Regions from separate parts of the Homo sapiens genome. Here region 2 is linked to region 1. Evidence: chromatin loops called from intact Hi-C (ENCODE). Cell type or tissue: dorsolateral prefrontal cortex. All regions are shown on one strand. Each heading gives the region's core, and the rest is flanking DNA. Links, peaks and the distances in the headings are about the cores only. Region 1 overlaps LOC102723654 (a long non-coding RNA gene). Region 2 overlaps LOC102723654 (a long non-coding RNA gene).

The links. Hi-C counts contacts between places; a loop is a spot of excess contacts. Peaks named below come from ENCODE experiments on the same cell type or tissue, not always from the same donor. Only the 100,000 strongest peaks of a DNase experiment are listed, where the experiment ranks them.
Region 2: it touches region 1 in a loop (4-fold over the local background); 2 of 110 quality-filtered maps call a loop at or near these places.

The regions. Positions count from the first base shown.
Region 1 is chr5:129,243,599-129,251,942 of GRCh38, reverse strand. The region is part of intron 3 of LOC102723654 (a long non-coding RNA gene); the gene reads right to left. Among named protein-coding and RNA genes, the nearest start is that of MIR4460, 150 kb to the left of the region's middle. In dorsolateral prefrontal cortex, for the core only: no CTCF peak of the experiment used is centred there; no DNase peak of the experiment used is centred there; H3K4me3 peaks cover 430 bases; H3K27ac peaks cover 4,445 bases.
Region 2 is chr5:129,168,425-129,176,768 of GRCh38, reverse strand. LOC102723654 (a long non-coding RNA gene) reads right to left here. Exons shown (of 8, transcript XR_001742463.2): 3 at 4,355-4,414. Among named protein-coding and RNA genes, the nearest start is that of MIR4633, 75 kb to the right of the region's middle. In dorsolateral prefrontal cortex, for the core only: a CTCF peak has its summit at 3,993 (motif pointing left); no DNase peak of the experiment used is centred there.

The DNA of each region.
Region 1 (8,344 bases), core at 115-8,114:
TGTGAAGAGAAACCCCCACAGAATGGGAGAAAACATTTGCAAACTATTCATCTGATAAGGGATTAATAACCAGAATATATAAGGACCTCAAACAATTCTATAGGAAAAAAATCTAATAATTCAATTTAAATATGGGCAAAAGACCTGAATAGATATTTCTCCAAATTTGTATGTCTATACAAATGGCAAGCAGATATATGAAAATTGCTCAACATTATTGATTAGAAAAATGCAAACCAAAACTACAATGAGGTAGCATCTTATCCCAGTTAAAATGGCTTTTATCCAAATAACAGTCAATAAAAAATGCTGATGAGAATATGGAGAAAAGGAACCCTCATACACTATTGGTGAGAAGTAAGTTAGTACCACCACTATGGAGAACAGTTTGAAGGTTCCTAAGGAAACTAAAAACAGAGCTACTATGTGATCCAGCAATCCCACTCCTAGGTATATACCCAAAAGAAAAGAAATCAGTATATCAAAGAGATATCTGCAGTCCCATGTTTATTGTGGCAGTATTCACAACAGCTAAGATTTGGAAGCAACTTCAGTGTCCATCAACCGACTAATGGATAAAGAAAACATAGTACATATCCACAATGAGGTACTATTCAGCCATAAAAAAGAATGAGATCCTGTCATTTTCAACAACATGGATGGAACTGAAGGTCACAAAGTTAAGTGAAATAAGCCAGGTACAGAAAGACAAACATCATATGTTCTTACTCATTCGAGGGAGCTAAAAATGAAAACAACTAAACTCAGAGATAGAGAGTTGAATAATGGTTACTAGAGGCTGGGATGAGTAGTTGGGTTTGGGGTGTGTGTCAGTGTAGAGGAGGAATGGTTAAGCGGTACAAAAACATGGTAAAAAAATAAGTAAGACCTAGTCATTGCTAGCACAAGAGAGTAACTATAATAAAAAATAATTTAATTGTTCATGTAAAAACAACTAGAAGAGTATAATTGGATTGTTTTAAATACAAAGAATGAATGTTTGAGCAGATTGATACCCTATTTACCCTAATGTGATTATTACATATTTCATGCCTGTATCAAAATATCATGTAACTCATATAGACACCTACTATATACCCATAAAAATTAAAAATAAACAATACAAAAACAGAGGGTAGTGGTAGTGTTTACCACTCTTTTGGTTAATTTGAAAGATACAGTTTTTTACCAGGTGGCAAAAAATCTACTGACCCTACTATAAAACAGCTCTTTCCCAATAGCTTCAGCAAAACTCCTAGAGTGTACTTCAACCTAACGGACATCGTATGGTAACCAATTTGTCCCAGTTTGCTTAGGACTTTTCTGGTTTTAGCACTGAAAGTTCTGCCTCCCAGGAACCATCTTTAACCAGGAGGGTTTACTCAGGACTGTCCAGTTTCAAAACAGAAAATCTTGTACTCTGAGAACCCTGTAAGTGCTATACAAACTGGGACCGTCGGTTGCCCTACAATATGGTGACATGATCTACAGCCCTGCCTAAAGTGTATGAGAAGTTTATGAAAGGTTAATATGCTGAGCAAATAAAATTTTAAATTGCTTATAAGGCATCTATATTGCCTGTATGTGCTATTCATTCAACCCAATCTTCCTGTATACAAGAAACAGTGCAGCTAGGAAAAATGTACACAAATCTTTAAAGTGAGAGTTTTCAGCAGTTTTATCTTTCTTTTCTTTTTAGAGCACCATCCATAACATATACACACATTTTGCTGTGTTCTGTCTCTCCTGGTTTACTTGTTTTTTTAAGAAAATTGCCTAAATGTGTCATCGAATGTGTCGTCCATTGTTGTTTCCAGGTTCTTACTCACACAGTGGTCTAAGCCTATTCTCGGTCCTGGCCTCTTTTCAGATTTCTCTCCTCGTGACTGTTTTTCATTAAACTTTAAATTGTCAACGAAAGCTAAATTTTGCTGTTTACATTAACGGAGCTGTTGTCATTTCTGAAATCTAACTCGCCCTGCTTTTAAGCCAATCTGCTTGCTTGCCTGCTTTCCTCGACCTGCGTCTGCTTTCTTCTTCCTGCAGTAAAGCAAAAAACCTGTAGCACTACAGGGTGATGAACTCCTCATCTTCCCATCATCTAGCTGATAACAAAGACTGATTCATAGTCTGCAAGAATTGATTTCTACAGACTTTGGAGAAAAATCAGAAGTTGAAGGTAAAAATGAGGAAACAAAGAACTGTTCATAGCACTGAAAAAACTGCAAATCTGGTAAACACTGGAAGCGGTATGGTTTTATTTACATTTGTTGTAAGCCAGAAGAGTCTAGCAAACTTTCTTAAAGGAAACTAAGTTGTCTGTTATTAAAGTAAAATTTAAAAAGTAAGTTTTAAGTTCTGGGATACATGTGCAGAACATGCAGATTTGTTACATAGGTATACACACATCATTGTGGTTTGCTGCACCTATCAACCCATCATCTAGGTTTTAAGCCCCGCATGCATTAGGTATTTGTCCTAATGCTCTCCGTCCCCTTGCCTCCTACCCTGACAGGCCCTGGTGTAAGATTTTCCCCTCCCTGTGTTCTCATTGATTAAAACTTATTTTTAAGCACCACAGGTAAAATTTTTTGCTTCAAGACTGGGAAGTCAATCCTCTTTTGAATGAGTGCTAACTCTGAAGCCTCCTAGAACATCAGCTACACTGAGTTATTTGAACTTTAATTCTTGAAAATGAAGTTTCTTTCAAAAAAATATTGAAATAAATACTATCTATTCAGGAGTTTGCCTTACAAGTTTCTAAAAGCTGAGAACCTCTCTTGGCTATGGTCAGCGAGAAGTATAACTGGAGTAAGGGTCACAGAAATGCAATGTTGCCGGCTTTGAAGATGTAGGAAGGGACCACAAGTCAAGAATGTAGGCAGCCTCTAGAAGCTGGAACAGGCAAGCAGATCGATTCTCTCCTAGAGCCTCCAAAAGAAAAACACAGCCTTGCTTACATCCTCATTTCAGCACAGTGAGACCCATGTTGAACTTGTTACCTAAAGAATTACATGATAATAAATGAATGTAATTTTAAGCCACTAACTTCATGGTAATTTGTTATAGTAGCAATAGGAAACTAATATCCACTTATATTAAAATTTAACACACCAGTATCATGACAGCTATAATTCTGCCAATTTTTATGTCTATTTTCCTTTCTCCTCTTCCAGCATCTAACCTTATTAGAATAGTTTTGTCACAATATGAAAAACAAGTTTGTAGCTTATCTAATTTCCAATTTCTTTAAATATCAAGTTGAGATCAAGTTACTTTCTATATGAGGTTTTGAAATTTCAAAACTTCACTGTTGACAATAATCAAATCCTTTAATTCTATATATATTCTTAATTTAATTCTATATGAAACATAATTACATGTCACACTGAATAACTTACATTTAAAATTCTACAAGATACAAATTATCCTCACATAAAGCAAATAATATAGTCAAATATTATCTGAAGATTTCATCAGTATAAACCAAATTCCTTTTAAAAGACAGGTATGTACAGATGATGGAAATAGATCCTCACCTTCTAAAAATATGATACAGGAAGACACATCTAATATAATTCCAATAACATTTTGAAATCTAAATATATAGATATAATTTTTCTTTGAGACAGTCTTGCTCTGTCACCAGGCTGGAGTGCAGTGGCACAATCTCTGCTCACTACAATCTCCAACTCCCAGGTTCAAGTGATTCTCCTGCCTCAGCCTCCGGAGTAGCTAGGATTACAGGTGCACACCACCACAGCCAGGTAATTTTTGTATTTTTAGTAGAGACGGGGTTTCACCATGTTGGCCAGGATGGTCTCGATCTCTTGACCTTGTGATCTGCCACCTCGGTTTCCCAAAGTGCTGAGATTATAGGCATTATAGATAGAATTTTTAAGACGGCTATTTAACCCATTTATGCTGGAGGCTGCAATTTTTTGAATTGTAGACGTATCAAAAATCAGACCTTGGCAATAACCTTGAGCAGTAGGATATAAATAACTCCCACATGCTTAGTTTTCCAATAATGGAACACTGGCATATAATCACTCAACGGAACAGTCACCTATTAGCCACATTGGTGGAAGAAAACAGCCCTCTTCTGAAGGAGAGGAGAGCTTTGAAACTCATTTCATCCTCTACTACACAAAGCCTTTCTCACCAAGGTTACTCAGTATTAGAATGTCTCCATCTCCATGAACATGGAAAAGATAAGGCCTTTTTTCATTTTTGGAAGGTTAGTACCAGAGCCTGGTTAAGAGTGAGAGATGTAAAGCTTTACTGAACTTTGAGTATTTGAATAAAATTACCCTTAACAGGTTCTACCATCCTAAGCAAAACAGCAAAAATGTTCCATATATATATATATACACACACACACACAGACACACACACACACATACACATATGTATGTTCATACCAAGGACATAGCATTTTTGTTGTTTTCTGATTTTGTATTAGTGTCAGCAAAGAATTTAATTAAGCAATAATTTTATAATAAGCAGTATTTTTATGATAAAGTACAAAGAAATCTTCTAAAACAGCTGTTGCCTTATTAGAAGACTGAATGGACCTCATCAAGAAATTTGATGCCTAGCAATTCCAAGATTGAAAGTGACTAGCCTTTTTAAGCACTGCACGTAAGCTTTTAAGGAAAATTTGTAAGACTACTTTAACAGTGGGTTTCCACTATGACATGAGATTTAACTGATTCTCAGAAGGAAGAAGGGACTGTCACTCTTGTGCCTCACAACTGCAACAATACTAACAAAACCACTTTGAGAATATTCTTCTGCTGAAAATAAAGTAGAACGATTAGAGAACATAAACGTGAAAAGGAGGAATCTGCAAATAACACTAGAAGAAACCAAAGAAAATCGTGCACAGGATAGAACAGTCTTAAAGGCTTTTTTCCAAAAATACACAAACTTTTTTTCAAATACTTTGAAGTAACACTACTTGGAAGGTGAAAATTTTGTTGTTGCTTTTTATTGGCCTTGTTTTTCAGTCTAGTTCAACCAAAGTCGACTTCTATGCTTAGAGCTTTTACTCGTTTTACAGATATTTCAGGGATGATTCTGTAGAAAGATGCAGTTCTGTATCCCACTCCTGCCCCGACCTCCCACCACTCACACAAGGTATCAGCAGGGCTGCATTCCTTATAGAGGCTCTGAGGGAGAATACATTTCCTTGACTTTTCCAGCTTCTAAAGGCTGCCCTCATTTCTTGGTTTGTCGCCCCACATCACTCCAATCTCCGCTTCTGTCATCACGTCTCCCTCTCTCACTTTAACTCTCCTGTTTCCCTCTTACAAAGACCCAATCTTCCTATCTCAAGATCCCCAATTTGATTACATCTGCAAAGTCTTTCTTATCACAAAAGGTAATGTATTTACAGATTCTGGAGACTAGAATGTGAACATATTTGGGAGTCATTATTCACCTTACTACACGGTCATATCAAAACACAGTGGATATTTTTAGCTTGTATCACTTATTTGCTGTTTTTCCCCTAAAGTAGGAAATGGCTAAAAATGGGGAGAAGGGGTGAACAAAACTCCTTCAATTCAGTGTTCTTCTTAATTGAGTTCCAAGATATGTCTCTTTTCTATGTTTGGCAGAGAAAGCTACTTACATAAATAGACATGATGTCGAAACAATACCAGTAAGAAAAAAACGTCCAGATTCAAGTTTTGTAAGACAAAATGTTTTAATGATAAACTCTCAGAGACTTGACTTTACCATATAAAGCTAGACTAGCCCAGGATTTTTGTCATCAATTTTTCTAGGACATAACAACATCTATAAAAGAAAAAGAAAAGGACAATCAATATCAGAAACAAAATAGCTACTAAAACCACAAAAAATGTTCTAAGAAATGTAAAACACAGGCTGATATGTTTGAAAAGCATTTTTCCTACATTGCAATAGACTCAGAAAGTATAAACTGCTCTTCCAATATTGTTGATATTAAATTCTGGAGCTGGACACATATGTAAGCCTTTAGAATCAAGTTTGTATACCCTCTGAGTGAGTAGGGGTAGAGAGAGTTTCAGGAGTGGGAAAGCAGGGAAGCAATTGGTCAGCCATGCTTCTTCTAGTCTCTGAATTTCCAGGATAATAAACCAGACAGACTGAACAGAGCCTATGGAAGCAAATCTCTAGCTGCTGAGGGAGAGAACAAATACTTCCAATGGTGAAGCAAAGAAAACAGCTGCTGAATTTTTGGCAAATATTTTTTCCTCTTACAACAGCATTAGATAATGAAATTGTATGTGGATGAATAAACCATTCTTCAGTTCTGGAAAGGAAAACAACACACATTTCACCCAAATCTAACTTAGAACAATGCAGGTCTTTCATATCCTTAGGGAACACATTTCTCCTAAAGATATGCCAATTGCTGAGGTTTTATGGTCTTTTTCAGTGAGGTTGTCTTTTCTAAAGAACACCATCAGTGAGAATCTAAGAAGTCCTAAAACTACTCTCCATGACTGATAAAATCATATTCATAAAATCTTAGAAAATACAAGTTATTTGGTCCATTCTTTCAATTCTCCTATTAACATACGCTCTAGTAAATCCAAATACTCCCCTCTTTCTACTTGCTCCACATTTTCCAGTCCCTCTGCCTTTGCCCATGCCATTTCTGGTACCTGTAATTCCTTTCTTAATCATCTCCTTTCCCTGCCCTAATCTTCATCTGCCTGGTTACTAAGAGTCATTTCAGAAATTACCTCCAGTTTTATGTCTTTTTAGACCAGAACAGTACAGTGGTTAGGAGGAAGACTCTGGAGTCAGACTGAATTTGACACCTAGCCCAACTACTTTCTAGTCATGGATAAATTATCTCTACTACAGTTTCTTCTTCTATTAAATGACTATTAAAATTTCAACCTATCACAGGTCTATAGTGAGGATTAAATGAGTTAATACATGTAAAGTACTAGAACACTGAGAGACAGATGCATAGTGAGCTTTCAAGAAGGGTGCAACTGTAATGATCCCAAAGCGAACCAATCACTTCCTCTTCTCCCACTGCACTTTATTTGTTCTTCTTTACCAATCTTTCCAGTTTGAATTTGTTACTAACATGTAAATCTTATCTCCATGCCAGATAGTATCTTCTGTGAGCATAGAATGAAAGTCTTCATTTTTTTTATCCTTCTATAGCCCTTGCGCATGGTAATAATTAGAGAGCTAGCATTGAGTACACAATATGTGCCAGGAGTTATGTGAGCATCATCTCATAATCTTCATAACAACCCTATGTGTCAAGTGATGTTAGTCATCCCTACTTTACAGATAAACAGGCTTAGAGAGAGTAACTTTCTTCCTATTACATAAATAATAAGGAATTTCCTGATTCTAAATTTCCAACTCTCAGTTACTATTACATATCTCCTATTCACTATACCATAAGTGTGTTGAATGATACAATTAATGATCAAATCTTTAAAGATTTTTTTAGCCCCTTCTTTGTGGGGTGGGACATTATAAATAATAATCCCCACCTGTCTTAGAAAGTCACATTTGACAATTTTTACTGTGAAGGATAAAATTAATAAAGTCTAAAGACTTGCATAATTGAGTCATAGGGAGGACTAAAGCATGTTTAATTTACATTGTCATACAGAGGCTTGCTATTCAGGGTGGTCCATAGACCAAAGGCATCAGCATTACCTGGTAGGTGGCTACAAATGCAGGATAATCTTGGGCCCCATGCCAGATATATTGAATCACAATATGTATTTTTATGAAATTACCAGTTTAAGGATCATTTTTAATAGGGGTCATGAACTAGCAATTCTCCAATTCTTAGGAATAGAATAAATGAAATTGGCTGGACTTAAAAAATTTCTAAAATAAATATTGAGATAGTGGAGTAAAATACAGAAGAATTTATATTGCCCTTCTAAAAATAAATATCGAGATAATGAAGTAAAATATAGAAGGAATGTATAATGCCTTTTTGAGAAGTTATTTTTAATTGATAGATATTATCATTTATCTAAGAAACCTCAGCTAGGAAAAGAGTTCTAGTCCCTGAGTATATGAAAGACTACAATTATTCTAGAATTAAAGCTTCCTGAAAGTAGGCTCTTTGTCTTGTTTATTGCTGTATTCCAAACGCATAGGAGAGTTTGTGGCACATAGCAGGGACACAACAAACATATATTGAATGAATAAATATTTTTGTCAAAAATCTTTGAGTAATCAGAATATATTACTTCTTAGAGCAATTGGAGTATATCCTTCAAAGAGTAGGATTGGGAATAGGAATAACTTCCAGGATTCTACCTGCTCAAACTTGAAAGATGTGATTTCTTTTTAGTGTCCC
Region 2 (8,344 bases), core at 307-8,306, 75 kb after region 1:
GTGGGGGAGAGGGCTTCCAGGTCATAAGTAGATAAAAGACAATTGGTTGCATCCTTTTGATCCTCTGATTACCCTTTCACTGAATACACAATTCACATGTGAGAGGTAGAAAAATAGTCACTTATGCCTTAGTCTGTCTTAGTGAAACAGAAGGGCAGAGGAAGCAATCAGAGATGCATTTGTCTCAGGGGAGCAGAGGGATAACTGAGTTCTCTGTCCTTTTTCCACAAGGAATATCCCATGGGCAAATTGTGAGGGAGCTTTTTTTTAATCATTGTAGCTATCTTATTTAGTAATAAAATGGGAGGTAGGTTTGCCTGACACAGTTCCCAGCTTGACTTTTCCCTTTGGCTTACTGATTTTGGGGTTTTGAGATTTATTTTCCTTTCATACTTCCTTTTTAAAAGAGATATAATTCCCCACCCTTAAATATGGGCTACACTTAGTGACTTGCTTCTAAAGTACAATGTAGAAATGGGGGAAAATGTGACTTTTCAGTGGCAAAAACTGACAAACACTCTTAGCCAGGCAATCAGGTAAACACCATCAGTGGGAATTCACATTGATAGGGATCTTCCCTTTATAAGCAAGGTTGAGAATGGTACCTTATCTCTGTGATTGTATTCTAAAAAAAATCCTTATCCCCAGTGTAACCATATGAAAATCATCAGGAAAACAAAATGAAGGACCTTCTCCAAAATACTTGACCAGTATGCCTCCTGTCAATGTCATAAAAAAAAAATTGAGAAACAGTCATAGCCTGGAGTAATATAAAAAGACATAGCAACTAAATATAATGTGATATCCTGTATTGGATCCTGGGCAAATGAATTTAGCAAAAACTAATGAATTACAAATAAAGTATACAGCTTAATCAATAAAGGAAAAAGTAACAAACTACTAATACATTCAACATAGATGTGTCTTATCTGAAACTCTAGAAAAGTTGTAACCGCAGGAACAGAAAATAGAATAAGGATTGCTAGGGGCCAGAGTTGGGGAGTAGGGATTGACTGCCAAGGGGCACACTAGATGACTTTTTAGTCATAGAAATGTTCTACATCATTATTATGATAGCAGTTACTAGCCTGCATATTTGTCAAAATTGGTGATATTTGAATGTAAATTAGAACTCAATAATGCTATTTTAAAAATAACTTCTTTGGCTGGCATGGTGGCTCATGCCTGCAGTCCCAGCACTTTGGGAGGCTGAGACGGGCAGATCACTTCAAGTCAGGAGTCCAAGACCAGCCTGGCCAACATGGTGAAACCCTGTCGCTACCAAAAATGAAAAATTAGCCAGGCATGGTGGCGTGTGCCTGTAATCTCAGGTACTCAGGAGGCTGAGGCAGGAGAATCGCTTGAACCCAGGAGGCGAAGGTGGCAGCGAGCCAAGATCATGCCACTGCACTCCAGCCTGGGCAACAGAGCGAGACTCCATCTCAAAAATAAATAAATAAATAAAAAATAAAAAGAACAAATTTTTCAAAAAAAATAAAAAGTAACTTCCATTGTCTTTAGGCCCCTTAGCATTTAGTCAGTTTCACAGCCCCATCTCAAAAGATAGTATCAACACAATGTGGTAAGCATGCTAATAGAAGTGTGACATATCATTACAATATTGAAGTAGTTTCCTGACACAATTGTGGGAATGGAATCTCAGGGAAATCTTCCCAGAGACTCTGACAGGAATTTTATTGTCCCATGTTTTCGCATGTTTCATGGGTGGCCAACTTATTCCTGAAAGAAGTTCTGTTCTCTTTACGTGACAAACCTACTTTAATAGAATATGAGGTACCTGGTATTTTACATTACTATACGTGACCTCAGCCAGAAATTAGTTATGTGTTAGCATCAGAAATTTTCATTCATTTCAACACAGGACATTGTTAAAGGAGGATGGGACTTTAAGAATGTGGGAAAAACCCTGCACAGCAAGAGGAAGTTGCTCTTCCAAGTTCATGAAAACAGAATTAAGCTTGTAAGTTTATCACTCTCTCAAATGTTCTGTCAGCCCCAAGGATATTCTTTCTTGGAATATACTTATGTGATTTTTTTTCCCATTTTTCCCCTATTACCTTCAAACACGCAATAGCAGCTGGTTTCAATGACCATGTTGAAACTCGGCAGATTATTCTCAACTGAAATATCCAGTCTTGATTTTGGACTCTTCTGCCTGGTGCTTTGTGTCTTTTACTGGCTCTTTCTCATGAGAATAAATATATTTGCTTTCTTCACACATATAAAACACTGCTTCTTATTTTTGCCAAAGATACAACCATCCCCTTTAATTCCCCAGGCTCACATTATTGGAATAAATTTTTAATCCTGTCTCCCTCTTGATCTCCTATCCAATTCATCATCAAGTCTTTCCAAATCCCTTACCCAAGTATAAGCTCACATTTCCTCATATCTGTACTCTTAAGATGACCCTCCTTTTCGTACCCTTATCCACCGTCTGTTCTAAAACACCCTTTATACAACTGCTATAACACCTTTAAATATCTTTTCACTGACACCTCTATTCTATGTAAACATCTATACTTCCCATTTTCTGCTATAATAAATTCAAACCTCCGTGTTTAACATTCAGTGCCTTATAAAAACTTCTCTATATATCTTATGTTTCAAGAAAATTTGTTTGCTTTTCCACATTTAGAATTTACTGTGCACTAATTGTCAGATTTAGTTCTTAGAATAACTATAAAATAGAAACTACTATCATATCCATTTTACAGATGAGGAAACTAAGAAACAAAAAAATCAGAGTAACTTGCCAAAGATTATGCAATTTACAAGTAGCAGAGTTACTACTTTATTCCAGATCATTTTGACTCCAAAGCCCATACTCTTAACTATTAAGCTGTACTGTCTCCACATCATACATCTCACTCTGTGGGTACCATATCCTCCACTAGAATCTCTCTTCTTTCCATTCACATCTCACATGTTAACTTTCTCCAGGTTGGCTTTAATTGAAATAGTCACCCAGTGATATTCGTGGTTCTTATTTTTAGCCTTATATACCACATCTGTTTGCTTTTATAGATGATCTGAAAAATTGCAACTTTGAGAATTATGCATGTCTTACATAGCCTATATCCCCAGCACCTAGCAAAGTCCCTGGAGTATTGAACATTATCAATAAATATCTACTGAATGAAATATGAAAATACAGCAAAGAATGAAAAGTTTTTCATTTTTAGGAGCCCCTGGGTTCTATATCTTTGAATCTTCTAAGTGGTTGTATACTTCTCTGTACACAACAAAGATTCAGTAAAGGTAAACTAATAGTTCACTATGCTCTTTGTATTTTAAATGTGCTACTGCACATAGATGCTATTTTTTTCTGTAAAAACACCTTGAAGTTACCATTTGGGTTCTCTTGGAGTTTTCCTCTTTAATTCACGAATGTGCACAGGTTAGACAAGCAATGTTTGCGTATGAAAATGCATTCAGAGGCTGGAACTACTTTTCCTCAGACCCCACAAATGCGAAGTTTTGGTATCTTAGAATACATGGGAAAAAAACAAAACTGAAAAAAAAGTCAAAAATTAGTTGAACACATGAGCAACAGGAAGTCATTTGACATTTATGAGTGCTGTCCTTTTAAGTTCCACTGTGATGGCCACCTTTACTGCTAATAGGGTCACATTTTAAAATATATGCCTGAATAACAAGAAACGTAGCGGGGGAAAAAGGAGAGATGATAGCTTGCATTTACCTAGCATTCTACCCCTCCCATGATTTCAAAATCATTTTCTTTTTCTACCCTAAACAACAAAAGCCAAGAGAGTTATTATCCCAATTTTACTTACAATGTTATCTAAACACTAAGATTAAATTATCTTTCCAAAGTGATTGGGCCAGTAAGTAATACAGCTGGGACCAGGAGTCAGGCTTTCTGAATCCCAATCCAATATTCTGACATATTTGAATGTTACTGCTCTAGTAGCCAATAAATTATTCACAATGGCTTGCTTTGTGATCTGGGGTATATTTGTTAAACAGTGCTACCACCTGCTGGTAAGTTTTCCAACAATACACATTATAGTAAATTCCAAAATAGCAAATATAAATAAATAAGACAAGAAATAAAATTTATTACAACTACACTTACCCACTGCATTATCTAATTGTCATTCCTACTGTGCTTATTGTATCTGCTTAGACACCTTTATGAAGTAGCCAAATTAATCTTGCCAGATTAAGTGTCCAAACATTTATATCTCCTCTCAAGAAATTGTAATTAATTTTGTCTGCTTTCTAGAATGTATATATCTTGGAATGCATTTTACTGATTTTTAAATCAACCATTAATCCTGAAACTTGCGTGCACATAAGAATCACCTACCTGTTAGTGGGATACTTTTCAAATGTAGATTTCTGATTTTCTCTCCTGAACATTCTCTCACTGTGGACGTGGAGTCAGAAAAAAAAAAAAGTTCTTTTTAATGAGAACCCCAAGTTTTTCTCATAATAAGGAAAGTTACAAAATTCTGACTTAAACAATTTGTCTTGGCTCTACCCTTAGTTGGCTCTATGAGTTTGATCAAAGAACTCTTCCAAAATTCAGTTCTTTGTGAGAAAAATGCATGTATTGTAGCAGAATCCAATCACTATATATTGTCTAAGAACTTTCCATTCTGGGCATACTCTTTCCAAATAAAAACATTTTTTGAATATCCATAAAATTAATCTATAGAAGACAAATACATTTATGATAACTGAATTTTCACAGATGAGATAATTGGAAAAAAAACTGTTTTATTGACTCAGCAATGTTGCACTTTCAATCTAGCATCCCTGTATGGTGAAAGAGTTATTAAAAAAAATTAAAATAAAGGGAAAAACAATTGCCAACATCAGTGATTTGGGAACATAAGAATTAAGGCATTTTCACACTACATGTTTTCTCATAATCCTTTATCCACTCTGAGTCTAATTGAACAATGTCAGAGCAGAAAGATAACAACCACTAGAAACTGTAAGATATTCCTGGCTATAATTCCAATAGTTAACAGCCTCCAGATGCTGAAATCCAGTGTCCCACAGTTGTAAGAAGAAAAACCAGTAAAAGATTAGCCTTACTTGGGAGAGTGTTGGGTGCGTAAATGAGTTATGTTAGAAGGGAATGGAGTCTGATTCAGAACAGGCTGACCTGAGGAAAAAGATGAAGCAATTAAGGTGTCTTGCTGACCTATTCTCTATCCCATCTTTAACTTGTAAAGCCAATGCTGGCAACATAAAAGATCCTTCTGGTGAGTGAAACCATCTGCAACTCAGTAAAAATAAAGGACGAGAATACACAAACTCTGTGAATTCTACTTCCCACTCCTTTGTCCTCAGACTCACCAGCACTTAATAGCACATGGAGAGCTAAGCCTTCCATGTGGGAAATAGGCAGGCCCTCAGGAACAGGCTGCTCAGGTCTGAGGCAGTTAGGCTGGAATTGACTATGCCACTTAGTGCTGAAAATTTTTTTGTTTCATAGATATGCCTTCACATGGTCATTAAAAATCCTCATCATCTCTTTATAAGGCTAGACATCTCTGGCCACTGTTGTACAATTTTAAAGATGTCCTTTAGTCTAACTAGATTTTACCTATGAGAGAATGTAAACCATGATAAAATAGCAAAGCTAAAACTGAGAGTTTCACAGGGCAGGTAAACTGATTATTTTTTCCAGTTGACTGAAGGACTCCACTGAACTGCTCTAAGTAAAGTGGCAATAGAGTACAATATACTTTGAAACCAGGCTGTGTTCACTCGGACATCAAACTGCTTCCCTATCTGGGTGGGAGCGGTGCCCTGGGAGTCCTGGATGAGAGTAGTTCCCTGGGTGTGCATCACATCAAACTCAAGGGAGTTAATTTAATTATTTGGTCCAAAGTACTACAATGCAAGAAAAAAAATCTCTCCATTTGTACAAAGAAGGGAAAAGTATCTTTTTTCATTTCTCTGCTGATTATATGACAGGTATCTGAATTCAGAGATGATACATAGGTATTTCTAATTGAGTGAAGAAAATAACATCTGATTATATAATGCCTATTTTTAAATCGTTCCACAGATCTGCTGTCTCACCTTGAGTAGCATTAAATTTGACCAAGCCAGATACCTAAGAATCTGTCTCTATTCTTCTGTTCTTGCTCTCGCTTCCAAAGTTCTCTAAGATTCTAAGTTTTACTTCCAAGTATATTTGAATCTGTTCAGTTTTCTCCATGCCCAGTGCAATCTAGTAGCTGAAATCTCTGTCATATCTAACCAAGTTTACTAAAATAGTCAGCTAAATTTTTTCCTGCTTCCAATCTTGCCCCTCTCCAGTTAATCTTCTATTCTAAAACCACAACATTCTTTCTAGAATGCTAGATATATGTTTATAATATTTTCTGCTCCAATTGAAATCCTTAAAGTCCTTGCTATCTTCCTTAGGAGTTTGCTATTCAAAGTGTGGTCCATGGACAGGCAGTGTCAGCCTCATCTAGGAGCTTATTAGAAATGCAGAATATGGGTGGAGTGGAGGGGATGGGGGAGGAGCTGTAGGTTTTCGTCATGCAGGAATGAACTAGAAAATGAACTACTATTCAAAAAGCAGTGCACAATATTGTAGGCAGCAACCCCAGACCCTATTAAATACAGGCTATGGCCCATCCTTTCCTGGGTCTGTGGTACCAGAATCCCATCTATGATCATCTCCATGTTACTGGGGCAGGTTTAATAAATTTAAGTCTGTGTTCTATATTTATTTGCACTCAGAAAGTATTCTGCCTTTCTAGTGCCACAATCTCCATTTCCTACCACACCTAACCATGTTCCCAGTGTCTTATCATACAGCACAGTTCCAGCACTAAAATGCCTTTGGAGAAAGAAAGAAAATCAAAAAGACTCAATCTGATTTTAAGCAGGCTGAAAACACATGTGAAAAACAAAACATCCCTGCAGAAGTCAATAGCCATAACATAGCTGGTATGGCCAGTTTCCTCACTACTGCTATTTACACAGAAGCTGACAACATTCCTGACAAAAGAGATAGGCTTTATTTTATGTTACTCATAAGAGGAGATGACATGGTAAGAGCCCTTCTAATAACCCTTCATATAGAAACACACCTTTCAGAAGCAATGCACCTCTGAGAAGGAGAAAGTGTGAATAAAAGAATAGATTCCCCTACAGTAAAATTATGGGACTTTTAAGGAAAACATCAATTTGTATGATGTGGCCTACGGTAAAGACCTGCAAGGGAAAGTGGCACAGCACAAACCCTCAGGAGGATTTCAGAGCACACCTTTGCTTTCACAGAGTTACTGTAAAAGCAAGAGTATGCTCTAAAACCCTTCTGAGGATGAAGATAACATTATAAATAAATATGAGCAAAGAGATACTATGGTTTAAGGCAGTGTCTTAAAGTTGAAGAAGACAAAGAGATCTTGAAGTCAGGTGCTGGCATAGAAATGAACATGGTTAAGAAAAAAAATAGATATAAGGCTGCCCCCCAAATCCTCTCAGTAAAAAAGCCAGGGATGAGGTTCAGTTGGTAAAAAGCCCAAAAGAGCATGAAGTTAAAAGTGTGCAAGTCTATGAATGTCAAGCAGTTCCAGCAGGAGAGGTAACTCCCCTTCAGCATGGAAGCGACCTGAGCCTACCATTCAATGCCCAGAAGCACCTCAGTGATGGGAGAAAGCCAGGCTCCCAGAGAAACCCTGTCCCTCACCAATCCAGCTGGTGCAGTCCAAAAAAGTTGACTTTATTGGACTAAAGTGATTGAATGTAATATGAGCTAGACTGAGAAGCCACATCTAATAGAGCCTTGTGTTTATGCAAATCTGAAAAGGGTGATGAAGATGAGGAACTCTGTGAAGATGAGGAGCCCCATGTAGTTGAAATGTGTCATGTGGATAAAGAGTATGATGCACATGAAAAGCATGCCATAGATAATAAAGAAATAATGGCAAATGGTGTTATCTGCCCTGAGAACATCTGTCCCTTGCCTTCCCAGCTGGCTCAGGCCAATAAAGTTGTAAAAGTGATCCAATGTGATATGAGTGCCTCTGAGAAGGACCATCTCATAATAGCATCTCAGTGATCACTGTGGTTGAAGAAGATTCAGTGCTAGACAGCCCTGTAACAGGGCAGACACAGAATAGTAAAAAGGGCTCAGTTCAAAAGGCAATCAAGAGTGGGAAACACAGTATAGAGGAAGAAGAAATGATCATGAAAGAAGAAATTGAGGAAGTCAAGGATGAGAATTTCATAAACTTTACAAAGATTTAAAAGACTGTGAAAACCAAGAAGCTGGAAGCTTTTGTCATCTCCCCAATTCAAAAGACAATATATGGGTGGA